3 separate regions of the Homo sapiens genome follow, and regions 1 and 2 are each linked to region 3. A link is a contact called in ENCODE Hi-C or POLR2A ChIA-PET data. All regions are on one chromosome and are shown on one strand. Each heading gives the region's core, a stretch centred on a gene start or an enhancer-like site at or near the end of the contact. The rest is flanking DNA. Distances are from core to core; before and after follow the strand shown. Region 1 holds the start of MACIR (macrophage immunometabolism regulator). Region 2 holds the start of SLC25A46 (solute carrier family 25 member 46). Region 3 holds the start of EFNA5 (ephrin A5).

What was found. A loop is a pair of places that touch in the nucleus more often than their neighbours do. ChIA-PET counts read pairs that join two places held with the same protein, here RNA polymerase II (POLR2A). Pooled maps may share reads with other maps.
Region 1: a loop to region 3 is called in a pooled map, with 6 times the contacts of the local background. The contact joins the promoter of MACIR here to the promoter of EFNA5 in region 3. A Hi-C loop is called at or near these places in 1 of 37 single-sample maps with no recorded cell type and 5 of 50 pooled maps. POLR2A ChIA-PET finds 5 or more read pairs at or near these places in 1 of 52 experiments (SK-N-SH).
Region 2: a map with no recorded cell type shows a loop between it and region 3 (4-fold over the local background). The contact joins the promoter of SLC25A46 here to the promoter of EFNA5 in region 3. A Hi-C loop is called at or near these places in 1 of 37 single-sample maps with no recorded cell type and 2 of 50 pooled maps. POLR2A ChIA-PET finds 5 or more read pairs at or near these places in 1 of 52 experiments (PC-3).

The regions. Positions count from the first base shown.
Region 1 is chr5:103,256,027-103,260,481 of GRCh38, reverse strand. It overlaps MACIR (macrophage immunometabolism regulator), which reads right to left and starts at 1,719. Exons shown (of 3, transcript NM_033211.4): 1 at 1,586-1,719. RefSeq lists silencers at 959-1,338, 1,549-2,058.
Region 2 is chr5:110,736,717-110,741,023 of GRCh38, reverse strand. SLC25A46 (solute carrier family 25 member 46) reads right to left here and starts at 2,017. Exons shown (of 8, transcript NM_138773.4): 1 at 1,622-2,017. The coding sequence starts at 1,904. It also overlaps a transcript of TMEM232 not described here. RefSeq lists enhancers at 1-178, 179-680, 1,925-1,994, 2,005-2,134, 2,385-2,434.
Region 3 is chr5:107,669,005-107,673,316 of GRCh38, reverse strand. It overlaps EFNA5 (ephrin A5), which reads left to right and starts at 2,380. Exons shown (of 5, transcript NM_001962.3): 1 at 2,380-2,828. The coding sequence starts at 2,704. RefSeq lists enhancers at 1-27, 1,768-1,907, 2,618-2,747, 3,148-3,227 and silencers at 868-937, 2,298-2,347, 2,918-2,987.

The DNA of each region.
Region 1 (4,455 bases), core at 470-2,969, 4.4 Mb after region 3:
TATAATGCATTCACAGTTACATAATTAAAACACTGAGGATTCTGTGACACATTCATTAAACTTAATAGTGTAATCATAAATCGCGGCCAAAAGCTTCTGCCGTAATAACCAATACTATATTTTGAAATGACTGGGAAAATAAACTTTGCAAAAGGGTCATTTCTACCTCTATAGTGTCAATCCAGCATTACAGGATTTGAGAAAATAAAACAACTAACAACCCTAAATTGTAGGTTGGCTCTTCGGAAAAAAAAAAAAAAGGAAAATGAGTCTAGTAACATCAGAAATATGCAAGAATTGTTCTTTCAGCTAGGAGCGGCAAGCACACTGTAAAATGCCTCCATTCTTCCTGCTCAAATAAAAAGTTCCCAGCTCCAGCTTTACCTGTGCACCACACACACACAAACACACACACACACACACACACACACGGAAATCTTGGTTCCACCCAAATCAGTAACCCACTGGGTTGAAAACTGAGGTGGAAGGAGAGGCAGGGAGTCCCTAAGCGTGTGGAACACTAGCAAGGGGAAAAGGACGGGGCCATCATTCCCTTCGCGTTCCCATCTCCTTTCTGGCGGAGACCTGCAGATTCCACCACTAGAGAGAGTTTGGCAGCTTCACAATGGGGCCGCGTTGCTGGAGGTCTGACTGCCACCCGCCTCGAAACCCCTCTCCTCCGCTTCCCACCTGCCCCAAAGTCCACCCGCGACAGGTGGGGCGAGGGTGGCAATGCCCGACATCTGCCGCTTAAGCTTCTGGCTCGGACCGGGCCCCAATCCACACGCGCACACACGGCCACAGCCGGCCAGTCCACCCCCACTGCACCGGCAGACACTCGGAGGGCGCGGGCGGCCTCGCACGCGGGTTGCAACCAGGACGAGGAGGGTCGGCGAGATCAGACCGCCGGGGCTCGCCCTGAGGTGCTATCTGACCCGGGCAGTCGCACCCTGAGCGCGGCCGGGCACGCAGCCAAAGGTGCCGCCGGCCGGGGAAAGCTACTTCTCAAAGGGGCCTCCAGGCCCGCTGCCCCGCGGTGCGGGAACAGCGGCCAAGGGAGGGAGCGAGCGAGCGTGCGCGCCAACGCGCCCCGACTTCCGCACCGCGGCACCGCGGGAGAGGCGCTCCGGGTCGCCGAGTCCCCGCACCTCCCCAGCGAGCGCACGACGCGCGCACACGGGGGCGCACGCCCCCGCACACTCACACGCGCTGCACACTCACGGCGTCTGCGGCCCCACCCCTGTGCCAGGGAACCGCAAGCTCCCCGCACCCCGCGCGGGCCCCACCCAGTTTACCAGACCCCAGTCCCCTTCGGGTGCCTGGGAACCGGTCCACCAAGGCCAAGGGACGCTGGGGCCGCCCCGCCGCCCATCGCAGAAGCTGGTCCGGCCGGGTTTCCCCAGCACCGCGGGCATCGTGCGCCCGGCCCAGACACGAGGCGGAGAGGAAGGGGCGGCGCCGCGATTAGGGCTGGCACTGGGGATCGGAGCCTGGGGCAAACCCACTCCCCCAAGCCCCCCATAACCACCACCTTTTCTGCAGCACAAAAGGTTACAGACGGAGCCGTCGTCCCCGTGCAACCTACCGATGGCCCAGGGCTCCGCTGCCTCCGCCGTGCCCGGGGCTGCGGAGCGGGAGACAGGGGCGGGAGAGGCGCAGGACTGCGGCGCCGAGATCCAGGCAGAGGCCGCCAGCCGAGCCAGCCGGGTACCCTCTCCTCTCCCACCGCGCTCGGCGCCAGCTACCGCCCTGCTTAGTCCCCGCCCCCTCCTCCGCCTCCTCCTCCGCCTCCTCCTCCGCCCGCCTTCCCGCCTCCTCCCTCTGGCTGCAGAGGCGCAGCCCGTCAGCGCTGAGCCCGCCTCCTGCGCCCAGCTCTCAGACACCCGGAGGAAGGGCGGGCCGGCTGGCTGCAGAAAGGCGCTAAGAGGCCAGAAGAAGTTGGCGGGGGTGGGCGGGGTTGTTGACTGGTGGTGGGGAGGAGGAGTCGCAACACCCGCTCTCTAGTCTAAACCCAGCACTCCAACTAAAGAGCTCCAACTTGCGGACCTGGGAACACTCCGGCTTCCTCAGTTAAGTGGTGTGCTGATATTTGTCACTTGTGAGTCTCTGCTTAAAGGGCTCAGCACTAAGCAAAAGTACAGAAAACTAGAAGGCCATGAAATTAAAAATTATAGGATCAGTCTACGAAAACTCGTAATACCCAGTGAAGGTGGCGGGGTGGGGCGGGGGGGGGAGTTCAAATTCAGATTCTGATTGGATTAACTATTTTTTAATTTGCACAAATGTTGATCTTGTCTATTATTGTAATAAATTATTTTCTTTGATGAAGATTTGCTTCTCTCAATTCATGTACATTTCTGCCGAACTGGTTAAGCTCAGCAATAAGAATATTTACTGGCATGCATATCCAAATTTACATCTCTCAATAACCATTCTGTGAGGAAGTAACCAATTATGATCCACATTTTAAAAATGCAGAAAGTTTAGGTCATATGCCTACTGAGTGGCTAAGGCTGAATGTGTACGCAGTCGGTGAACCCCAAAATTGTTTATAAGTGTTATAAATTTCGGTACCAGTGTCCAATCAAGAGAGTTTTATTTTTTAAAAGACAAAATGCTTTATCTTAACATAAAAGACATAAATCTGGAGTAGATTAATATAAGTTTAAACGAGTCTTGATTCACACTTGTTCCAGAATCTACATATGTTCCTGATAATATAAAGGCAAAAAATATATAAACACCTCTAGTCCAACAGAACCACTCCCGGAGGCCGCTCAGCTATAAGCCATTTTATGCTACTGCTTATGTGCCCTAAAATAAGTAAAGGAAGGTAGAGGGAAGAATAAGTTTTAAGGAATGTTCCCTAAACAATTTTACAAAACATCAGTTACTTTTTTTCCCGACATAGATTTGCATGTAATTTCAAAAATATAGAAGCTAGCACAACATAATATGAATAAATAAATGAAGAAACTTTTTTTGCATCAGTACATTAGGAGAATACACCGAGAATTATTTCCGATTATAATCTGTTTGACACAATAGTGTATTGTCCTGATGATCATTCTCATAAAACCACCTCCAAAACATTGTATATTTTATATTAAGAGACTTAATTTCATTTCTTCCTGTCTGAAATCTTATAACTTTTTCAGAAGAATGTCTTGTACTTGCCCTTTGCGCTGAGAGTTTGGCAGTGTGCTTTGGCCAAAAGCAATAAAGTTCCCCTCTTAGTTTATTAGGCTCAAGGCTAGCTCTCTTGAGGGCATTGTCTCCAAATTGCCTCCCTCCCTGGGTGGTGTTCTATGCTCCCATCCTAACCCTGAATCTTCACCCAATCAGAACCTAAGTCAGTTCTTGAGTGTCACAAAGAACACCTAATAAACCAATTCACCATGCAGTAATGGTTGATAATAGCTTTATGTGTGGCTCCATCAAGGATATGTTTATGCCACCTAGAGATACTGACTGGGTATTGTCTTCACTCGGATTGGATGTGGGTTGCAAGTGCCGTGGCTGAGGGGCATATAAGAGGTGCAAGTTAATGCAGAATCCCTTCCCAGAGCTTTTTAGTGTTTTAGGAAGATCTCTTCAACCTATAAAGAAAAATGGCATTCATATAAAGGGTTAGGCCCAAATGTAGAATAGACCCAGAGCCCTGAAAGGCCTTCTGAATTTGGGGACTCAGAAGCTCCATCTCACACACTCCTTGTGTAAGTTATGTCTTTGCCTCAAGGCATCCTTTCCAGAAAATCCCTTTAAAATGACTTTAAAATGTCAGCTGCCTGGGAAATATTATACTACGTTGATGTAAATGATGTCGGCTAGCAAACAACCAGCTTGAGAGAACAGAATAGGTGAATTTGATAACAACATAATGATGTAAAACAGAATCTACAAAGACAGGTGTGCAAGAAATACCACATTACCTTCTTTTCTATAAACTCATTTGTTTCAAGCAGGGTCTAACCAGGAAAACAGAAACCATTTTGAGTATCTACAGAAGTAATTGAATGCAAGAAATTGGTAACGTAGGTGATAGGAAAAGTCAGAAGCTAATCAGGAGATGGCACAGTAATCCAGAAACTAGCAACTGCGACCTCTAGCTGGAGAAATAAGAGAAGAGGCAGGGTTATTGGAGTCCAGGGCCCAGGCAGCATGGCCAGCCTGGTGAGAGCTGCGGCCATAGAGGAGAAACAACCACTGCCAAAGAAGCAATCTAGGGAGGGAGAAGGGGGAAATGTACTATACGTTCTCCTCTCCTGCCCTCCAATCTCCTTCCAGTGCCTTGCATTGGCCAAGTCTGATACACCTGCCATGGGAGCCAGGGAAACAGCCTACGGGGATCAGCCCTTTGAGACACTGAGGAGACTAGGAGAAGAACATAGAACGTGAATCTGCACTTGATTTTATTTCTCTTTAAAGGCCTTACTCTTTTGTAAAGTTCTTCCC
Region 2 (4,307 bases), core at 768-3,267, 3.1 Mb before region 3:
AGCTAAATAGAAAGCTTCTTTTACCCACCTACGGTACTTTTACCTTAGATTTTACCTTTTTTTGTTTGTTTTGAGACGGAGTCTCGCTCTGTCGCCCAGGCTGGAGTGCAGTGACGCGATCTCGGCTCACTGCAAGCTCCGCCTCCCGGGTTCACGCCATTCTCCTGCCTCAGCCTCCCGAGTAGCTGGGACTACAGGCATCCGCCACCACGCCCGGCTAATTTTTTCTATTTTTTAGTGGAGACGGGGTTTCATCGTGTTAGCCAGGATGGTCTCGATCTCCTGACCTCGTGATCCGCCCGCCTTGGCCTCCCAAAGTGCTAGGATTACAGGCGTGAGCCACCACGCCCGGCCTTACCCATTTTGTATGTATAGATCATCCCCAAATAGCAACAGAAAATGCTACTAGCATTTTCTGGAAGGTGTTAGGAAGGTTTAATCTTGTTTACTGTGTAAGTCTCTTAGGTGTCTATCTTTGTTGCAAAATTAACATTCACCCACCTGTTAAGGCTGCAAAATAAACCCCTGCTTGTGTCAAGGAACTCCTCCTCATTGTAACCACCAAAGCATAACTTTAAACCGGGAAGAGTCAAAAAGCTAATTGTATGACAATTAGCTAGGTAAGTCATCTATCTTTCTTCACATCCTCATTTACTCACTAGACATTCGTTAGTCTGTTCTTCTTAGTTAAATATTATTGTACTTCCAAGTCAAAGTCGAGGAAATAAGAATAAAGCTGATTTCTACAATAAATTTAATATTAATACCATTAATCTATTATTCTAACAATTCCAGAAGAATAGAAAGAGGTAGCCATTATTCACATTTTATGAATAAAAAAGGATGTTGAAAATATCTACATCATGCAGTGTTGCAGCTTTTCTGACATCCCATGGAGAATAATTATGTCATGATTCCGAAGTCCTATCTTGAAATTGTATCAGTGTTTCTAACTTTTATATGTAGTTTTTAGGTCAGCAGAAGGAAAGCAGAAAGGAAAATTATAGGAAGGAAACTTTCTAGACTGGGGATCTGAAAAGCAGACAAAACTCCTGTGTTCAAAAAGGAAAAGGAAGGAAACTTTTTTTTTTTAGCCTATGTGTCCCATACAGGATTCTTCTACACATCTTAAAGATGAGAAAACTGAGGGCTCACAGAGGTTAAGTTGTTCAGATTACGAGTGGCACAACCAAGTTTGAACCCAAGTATGCTTATGCTGAAAGGCTTCTCTTTTCAGAACACAAAACTACAAGTAAACACATTAATTAATTAATTAAATCAAGAAAATAGAGCTGCCAAAGTGAATCAGGGAACAGTTAATAATCCAATCTCCTTTTTAACTCAGACCATCAGTTGAGACACCAAAACCTCTAAAAATTCCTGCTATGCACCCCATAGCTAAGGCAGATGTCTTTTTTGGAGTTGATCCAGGAGAATTCGTTTGTGAGGAAGAGGAGGCCAGCCTCAGGGGCAGAGGACCAAAGGAGGGCAAAGGGTGTGGCGCGCGATAGGATGAGAAGGAATAGGAGGCGGGATCCTCTGCGCCGCTTCCGGGGTCTGCAGGCCGCAAGCCGCGGCCCCAGTAACCCCTCATCCCTGTGTCGGTCCCCATGCTTCTCACCACTGCTCTGCCCCTGCACACTGCCGCCGCCGCCACTGGAAAAGGGTTCCTCCGTGGGGCCTTCGTACGGGGTGGAGGTGGTGGGCACGCCGTAGGGCGGGCTCTTCTCGCCCCAGTGCAGGTTGCGGCTGCCGGGGATATCTGGGGGAGTCGTCACCCAGTGGCCCAGGTCCGACCCGGTGCTGAAGGACCTTGCAGGGAAGGCGCCGCCAAAGCCCTGCTCGTCCCGGGCACCACCCCGGTAGCCCAAGCCATCAAATCCGTCCGGGCGCCGCGGATGCATCGCAGCGGGGGCAGGATGACGCGAGCCCGCCCGGAGCCCACCACCACCGGGGCCACCACGACCTAAGCACACACAGCTTCCCGTCGGCCGCCGCCGCGTCAGGGGTAAATTCTGACAACCGGAAGTCACGTTGGAAACCCGGAAGTCTTCGGAGCACGTGATTATAGCCTCTTCCGGCAACCATTAAAGGGCACGGTTGCTAGGGAGACGCGGCGGTAACCTGGACCTTAAAAGTTTGTTGTCGTTAGGGAATAGGTGGGAATATGGTTGTGGGATTAATGAAACACAGTACCAAAGAGATTCCAGAAAGAGAACTGGTGTAGGAATAGGGCCTGCATGGGAGGAGTTCAAAGATGCTTCTTGGAGGGAGCCGATAACCCGCGGGTGGAGCCTACCCGGTGAGATCCCGGCCAGAAATACCCCATGTCACAGCTACGCCCCAGATCTCAGTGTTTTCTCACGGGCCTGGTGCCTCGCCTGCTCCGAGGAAGCTAGTAGAGGTTGGAGTTGTGGAGGGTTAATAACGTTCCACCTAGCTTTGTCTCCCGCACTTGGGGTTTTGGATCAAATCTATTGAGAGATATGGTACCGCCCAGTGAACGCGAAAGTACTGTGGACCACCAGAGCAAGCATTTTAAAAGTTGAAGTGCACGTCGGGGGTGAAAGAAACCCACGTACTCGAATACTGTCCTCCTGGAGTTAGAAATTACGCGTTTTCCTTTTCTAAGGCTGTAAAGAAACTATAGTTTTCTGTCGTATTTTTTTCTGATGTGTCTAAATCACTCAGGGTATTGAAATCCCAGTTATATCGTTCAAAATTGGGACCTCTAATTGAATAACTGAGAGGACTACTGTAGAGCGTCCCCTACTACCTGTTTTCATTAGCTCCACGGGCTCTTGGGCCAGGCTCCCTCCCCAGATCTGAGGAAGACTTCCATGGTTTCATCCTATGTTCCTTCAACTCGTTGGAAGCCCAGGATTCCTAGAGCTTTTCCAAGAGAACTCTGACGTGCAGTTCTCGATCTTCCAGATGCGAACCTTGATTGAGAGTGATAATCAACTTTGTTTTGATTGAACTGACATTTTTTTCTGTGGTTTTATCACTTTTTATTTTTTATGGGTGTATAGTAGGTGTATATATTTATGGGTTACATGAGATATTTTGATAGCGTACATTAAAATGTATAATTAACATTTTTAAATAACGAATTGACATTCTTAAATTTGATTGCGATGCAGCTTGGGCAAAGGTGTTGAGTCTCTTGACTGTATAAAATTTAAATGTCCATATAGTAAATTTTAAAATATATAGTAATCACAATTGAAAGGCAAATCACAAACAGAAAAATGACATTTTAACATGGTTTAAACAATGGAACAGTAGCTTTAATGTACAAAGAGTTCATACCAATGAATAAAGGCAAATCAGAAATATGAGCAAAGGACATGTAGAGGCAATTCATACAAAAAAAGGAAGTGTAAATAGATAATATCATATAAAAAGTCCTTTACTAATTGAAAAAAGGTAAATCTTAATTATCTTTCACGTATTAAGGTGTTTAAAAGGGAAAATGCACATTGTCTTTCCAGGTGAGAAGAAAGTAGCTTTCATTAATTTCTGAAGTGATATAAAACATAACTTTCTGATGGAGAGCAGTTTGGCACTATGTATCAAAAACTGTAAAAATAACCATATTTTTTGACTCCAAAATCTTAGAAAACAAATATAGGGGTTTTTTACATGTTTCTGGCATGGATAACATACATATGTTTATGGCATGCTTGCTCATAATAGGAAAAAAATAAGCAGGAATGCAAATATCAAATAATTATTATTGATTAATAATTTATTATTTAAAGTGTATATCCATACAGTTGTTTAACAAAAATATATTTATTAAGCACCTATCTCGTGTCAGATACTATTTTAAGCAATAAGGATAGAATGATAAATAAGCCAGACAAGGTGCTTGCATTGTTAGAACTGACATTCTAGTTTAGGGAGACAAAGAACAGATAAATATATCCTGTCAAATATAGTGCAATGTCAAATAATGACATGATTGTATTAAAAAAGCCTAAGTGAGCAATAAAGGAAGCTTTTTTTTTTTTTTTTTAGAATAAGGAAGTCCTCTCTGAAGAAGTGACCTTTGAGCAGAGAACTGAATGAAGTGAGGGAGTGAGCCATTTGTGAATATGTGGGAGAAGTTTTCCAGGCAGAGCTGAGCAAGAGAAACGCCCCGATAGCAAACTAGGTAGCCAGTGAGAAAGGGTGAAAGTGATAGGAAATGAGAGCTGAAAGGAGGCTAGGTGCCAGATCTTGCAAAGCCTTGTCGGTGGTGAACAAAATTTAGGTTTTTTGAGAGTAGAGGAGTAATGTGACTGTATTGATGTTTTATAGGA
Region 3 (4,312 bases), core at 1,131-3,630:
ATTCTTTGGGGAGTGGGCAGCAAATCACCCTCAAGGTTGAAATGGAAGAGGTGTGAGGTTATTTCTGAAGGGCTCGTCTGCCGCATTCATTTCCTCTCTGTGGAAGGTTCGCGCTGAATTGTAATCACTTTAAACTGTGATTTGCCTGATTTTTAAAAACGTGTTTTCAGAGCATCACTTTAAAGAAAACTTGCTTCCTGCCCAAGAATCTTTAAATCCCAAGTGGGAAGAGGAGGGCTGAAAGGCACAGGAGGGGTGCTCAGACTTCCAGATAACCCAGCGCCAGGCAGCGTGCGGCGTGGAGAGCGGGTGGAATGGACAGGAACGCGCACTCCCTGAGGCTCCGTTCCAGCCCATCCGTCACCTGCGGGGCACCAGAGACAGATGCCGGCTCTCCAGCCAAAGGGTGGGCACAGGTTCCTTTAAAATCGAAAGACCCTACTCCCAGGTAAAAAGATGTCAAATCATTCCTTAGCCCAGACGGAATTCAGCACCCAAAGGGTTACACGTGGCTGCCGGGCTCCGGCGCAGGAGAGGGCGCCTCGGCACTCCCAGTAATTCAATTAGTCAGGTTTCTAGAAGGTGGGGCGGGGGAGGGGGTAGGAGGCGTGGGGAAGGGAGATTAGGAAAACGCCTCTTTCTCGTGGAGCAAACCAATCCGGTTGGAGTAAAGAGAGAGGAAAAACCCCCAATCTGTAAGCAAACAGTAGGCCGTTCCCTGACTGGTTGCTCCAGCTATCCCCCCACCGCGCTCCCACCCTTCCCAAGTAAACTGCTTGGAAGGAGGAAAAAAAAAAAAAAAAAAAAAAAGACAGTCCACATGACCCGGGCCGCAGCGGCAGCAGCGCTGGCTGGGCGCGGGCTGGCGGCACCTCCCCCTGCTTCGTCCGGAGCTCACACCCGCGCTCGCGCCGCCCGCCCGTCCCGCGTCCCGCGCAACACGCCCGGGCGGAGCCCCATCCCCCCGCCCACGTCCACGTTCACGCGTGCGGCCTCGCGCTCTGCTGAGGCTGCTGCCACTGGGTCGCCGCCGCTGTCGGCTTTCCACGCAAGTCATTAACGAGGGGGCGTGCCCGAGGAGATTTTTTTTCCCATAAAGCATTTTTTCTCTCGCTCTCTTTTTTTCCCCCTCTTTTGCAAAACTGACTTTTACAAAACCCTTTCCACTTCTTGCCAGTCGTTTCAATTCCTCCTGGGCTGCTCGTGCTGCTGCTGCTGCACTCAAGTTTATTTATTTTCCCGCCTGGGTAGGGGTTTTAGGATTCGGTTTGTGGTTTTCACCTCTGTTGCTGCTGTGCCTAAGGAGGGAAAGAGGAGCAGCTGCGGGAGGATCGGGAAGGTTTTCTGATGTAGTCATCGGGGAGGTGCCACTCGCTCGTGCGCTTTTTTTTTTTCCTCTTTTCCCATTTCAAACTGATTGATGCATCTCTACAAGTTGCTAGGCTTGGACCCGCTGGAGTCGCAGGGACACTTCTGAGAGCTCACCCCGGGCTCTTGGCACCGCGTGTGGGGGCTCAGTCTCCCTCTCGGAAGGCGATCGGAGACTGACATCGGCCCATCCAGGAGTTGGAGGGATCCATTTGAAAGTGATTGTTTCCCCTCCCGCTCTCCAGCCGAACAGTTGGGTTGGCGTCGTCTTGCAGGTTTAGGAATCCCAGCTCTGCCAGGCCGGCTGGTCTTAACCTCTGCTCTTCATTCACTGTGGTGCACCCACACCCAGCCAAGGAAAGCACGCGCGAGAAATCCCCGAGGCTCGGCCAGCCCCCGGGGTGCCCTCTTCCGCTACCGCCGCGTTCCGACTCTGCTGGGGGACCTGCCGGAAGACGCGAAGAGCCAAACTTTTCTTTGAGGTTTTCGAGGCAAGACCGCTTCGAAAGCCGGCGCAGCTGCCGCTTAACCAGTTCCAGGACACCGACAAGGCTGGGTTGCGGCTCCGGATCCCCACCCTTCTCGGCGCACCGCCCGGTACCGCAGCACTTACGACTCCTCTGAGATTTCTGGGGGTCGCCCCGCTAAGGCACAGAGGAGGCTGAGGAAAGGGGTTCTCAGACTCCCGGGACCACAAGCGCGAAGCCCTCTATCAGCACGTCGCCCTTCTCCTGCAGTTTCCCACCGGCCGCCAAAGTAACTTGGAGCGAAGCGTGGCGCAGTGCGAGGGCCCCGGGCGGTGGCGGAGCCGTGCGTAGCCTGCTGCGCCGACGCTGAGCCGGGCCCGGCGGGCCGGTGTATGTCTCCCCGCGGCTGCGGCGCGCAACTCCCGGTGACTGTGCAGCGCGCGCCGCCGCCTGCCCCGACCCGCGCTGCAGCCGCCCGGCCCGGCGCGCACCTCCCTCTCCCGGGGTGACCGGCCTGCCGCCGCCGCCCGAGACACAGCTTGGCACCTCTTCCCCCGCCCTCGCCGCCGCCACCACACACACGCACGCTTCTCTCCATCTTGTGATTCCTTTTTCCTCCTGAACCCTCCAGTGGGGGTGCGAGTTTGTCTTTATCACCCCCCATCCCACCGCCTTCTTTTCTTCTCGCTCTCCTACCCCTCCCCAGCTTGGTGGGCGCCTCTTTCCTTTCTCGCCCACTTTCATTTTTATTTATTCATATTTATTTGGCGCCCGCTCTCTCTCTGTCCCTTTGCCTGCCTCCCTCCCTCCGGATCCCCGCTCTCTCCCCGGAGTGGCGCGTCGGGGGCTCCGCCGCTGGCCAGGCGTGATGTTGCACGTGGAGATGTTGACGCTGGTGTTTCTGGTGCTCTGGATGTGTGTGTTCAGCCAGGACCCGGGCTCCAAGGCCGTCGCCGACCGCTACGCTGTCTACTGGAACAGCAGCAACCCCAGGTAAGCCGATAACAGGCGGAGAGCCAGGGCTACCCGGGCCTCGGGGCCCTGCGGAAGGAGCGGCGGCGGGGATCGGCGCGCACCAACCGCTGGCGGCGCGCACCCTCGGAGCCTGCGTCGCCCGGGCGCTGATGGCTTGAGGCGTCGGCGGGAAGCGCTCGCGTCGCGCCCCTCTTTGTTAAGCCGCCGCGGAAAGGCCAGGTACCCCTGGGAGTCCCCGGGGCTGCCTAGACCAACTGCTTCTGCGGGGCGCCGGGAGACTCGGAAAAGGGCGGGAGCCGGGGAGTAGGGACTTCTCTGCTTCCCAGCCCCGGCATCTGGCTGGCATCCGGTTCCCGGCGCGGGGAGCCCCCAGTGTGCGCAGCCGGGAGCTCCTTCCTGGAGCGTGGGTCCGCAGGGACTGCGGAGAGAACCCGCCAAACATCCCCCAAAGTTTTTTTTTTTTTTTTTTTTTTTTTAATTTTAATTTTCCCTTCTCTTTTCCCGGTGCGCGCAGAGAGAGCGCACGGGCTGGGGGAAGTGAGGGGGGCTGGGAAGCGGAAGCTTTAGGTTTTTATTTTCCTCTTCAACTGCGAGGAAATCATTCGGCCCCTGAGTCAGTCTGGGCCCGGCGCGCCTGGCAGTGGAGAGGATTCTCCCATCTTCTCCATCCCTCCACCCACCCCAGTGGGTTCAAGGTGCCAGAAAGTTTGATCTAATGCCGGGTTACGTCATGTGTGCAGAACAAGCTGCCAGAGTTGGCCGAGCCAGGAGGTGGGAGCCCTTCGCCCGCGGCCTGGCGATGTGCTGCCGGAGGAACGCGCGCGATTACCTGGAACCGATTTGTAGGCGTCCCGAAGCCCGCCGGGTATGCGGGAGACTAGAGGTGGGCGCCGGGGGCGGTCCTAGTGCGCGTGCTGGACACCGGCCAGTCGCAGACGTCCCGTGTTTTCGGACCCTGGAAGTGGAGTGGGGAGGTTATCCAGAGTGCCCGGCGGGGTCCTCCGGGTCTGGAGCAGTTCCGAACCTTTATTGCTTCCCGGCCTGTGCACAGAAGTCGGCCCCGCTAGGCCCATACCGCACTGCTTTCTCTGGGACAGAGGCTAGCTTCCAGCTGTGTGCCGGTCTCGGTGCCCTCCTAGGTGCTATTTATTAATAGTACCGATTGCATCTAAAGTCACAGGTTTTTCACTGGGCTGGAGTGGAAGTTGGGAAGAGAGAGGCGGGAGGCCGAGGGGTTAGCCTAAGAGTTGGTGCGCGCCCCGGGCTCCAGGAGAGAGGGTATCGGTGGGCGCCTCCAGTTTTTTCTATCTCCTGCGGGCCCTCTCCGCCTGCCTCCAGCCTCCCCTCAGCATGCAGGCAAGAGAGGGATTCCCTGCTTGAATAATGTCAGCGCAGATGAAGATGGGAAGATTTCCCCACAAGCAGTCCGCCGGTTACAGAACCAGGAGGGAGTTCCCCCTATCCCGCTAGTCCAAGATAGTCTTACTCAGGTAGCCGCCCAA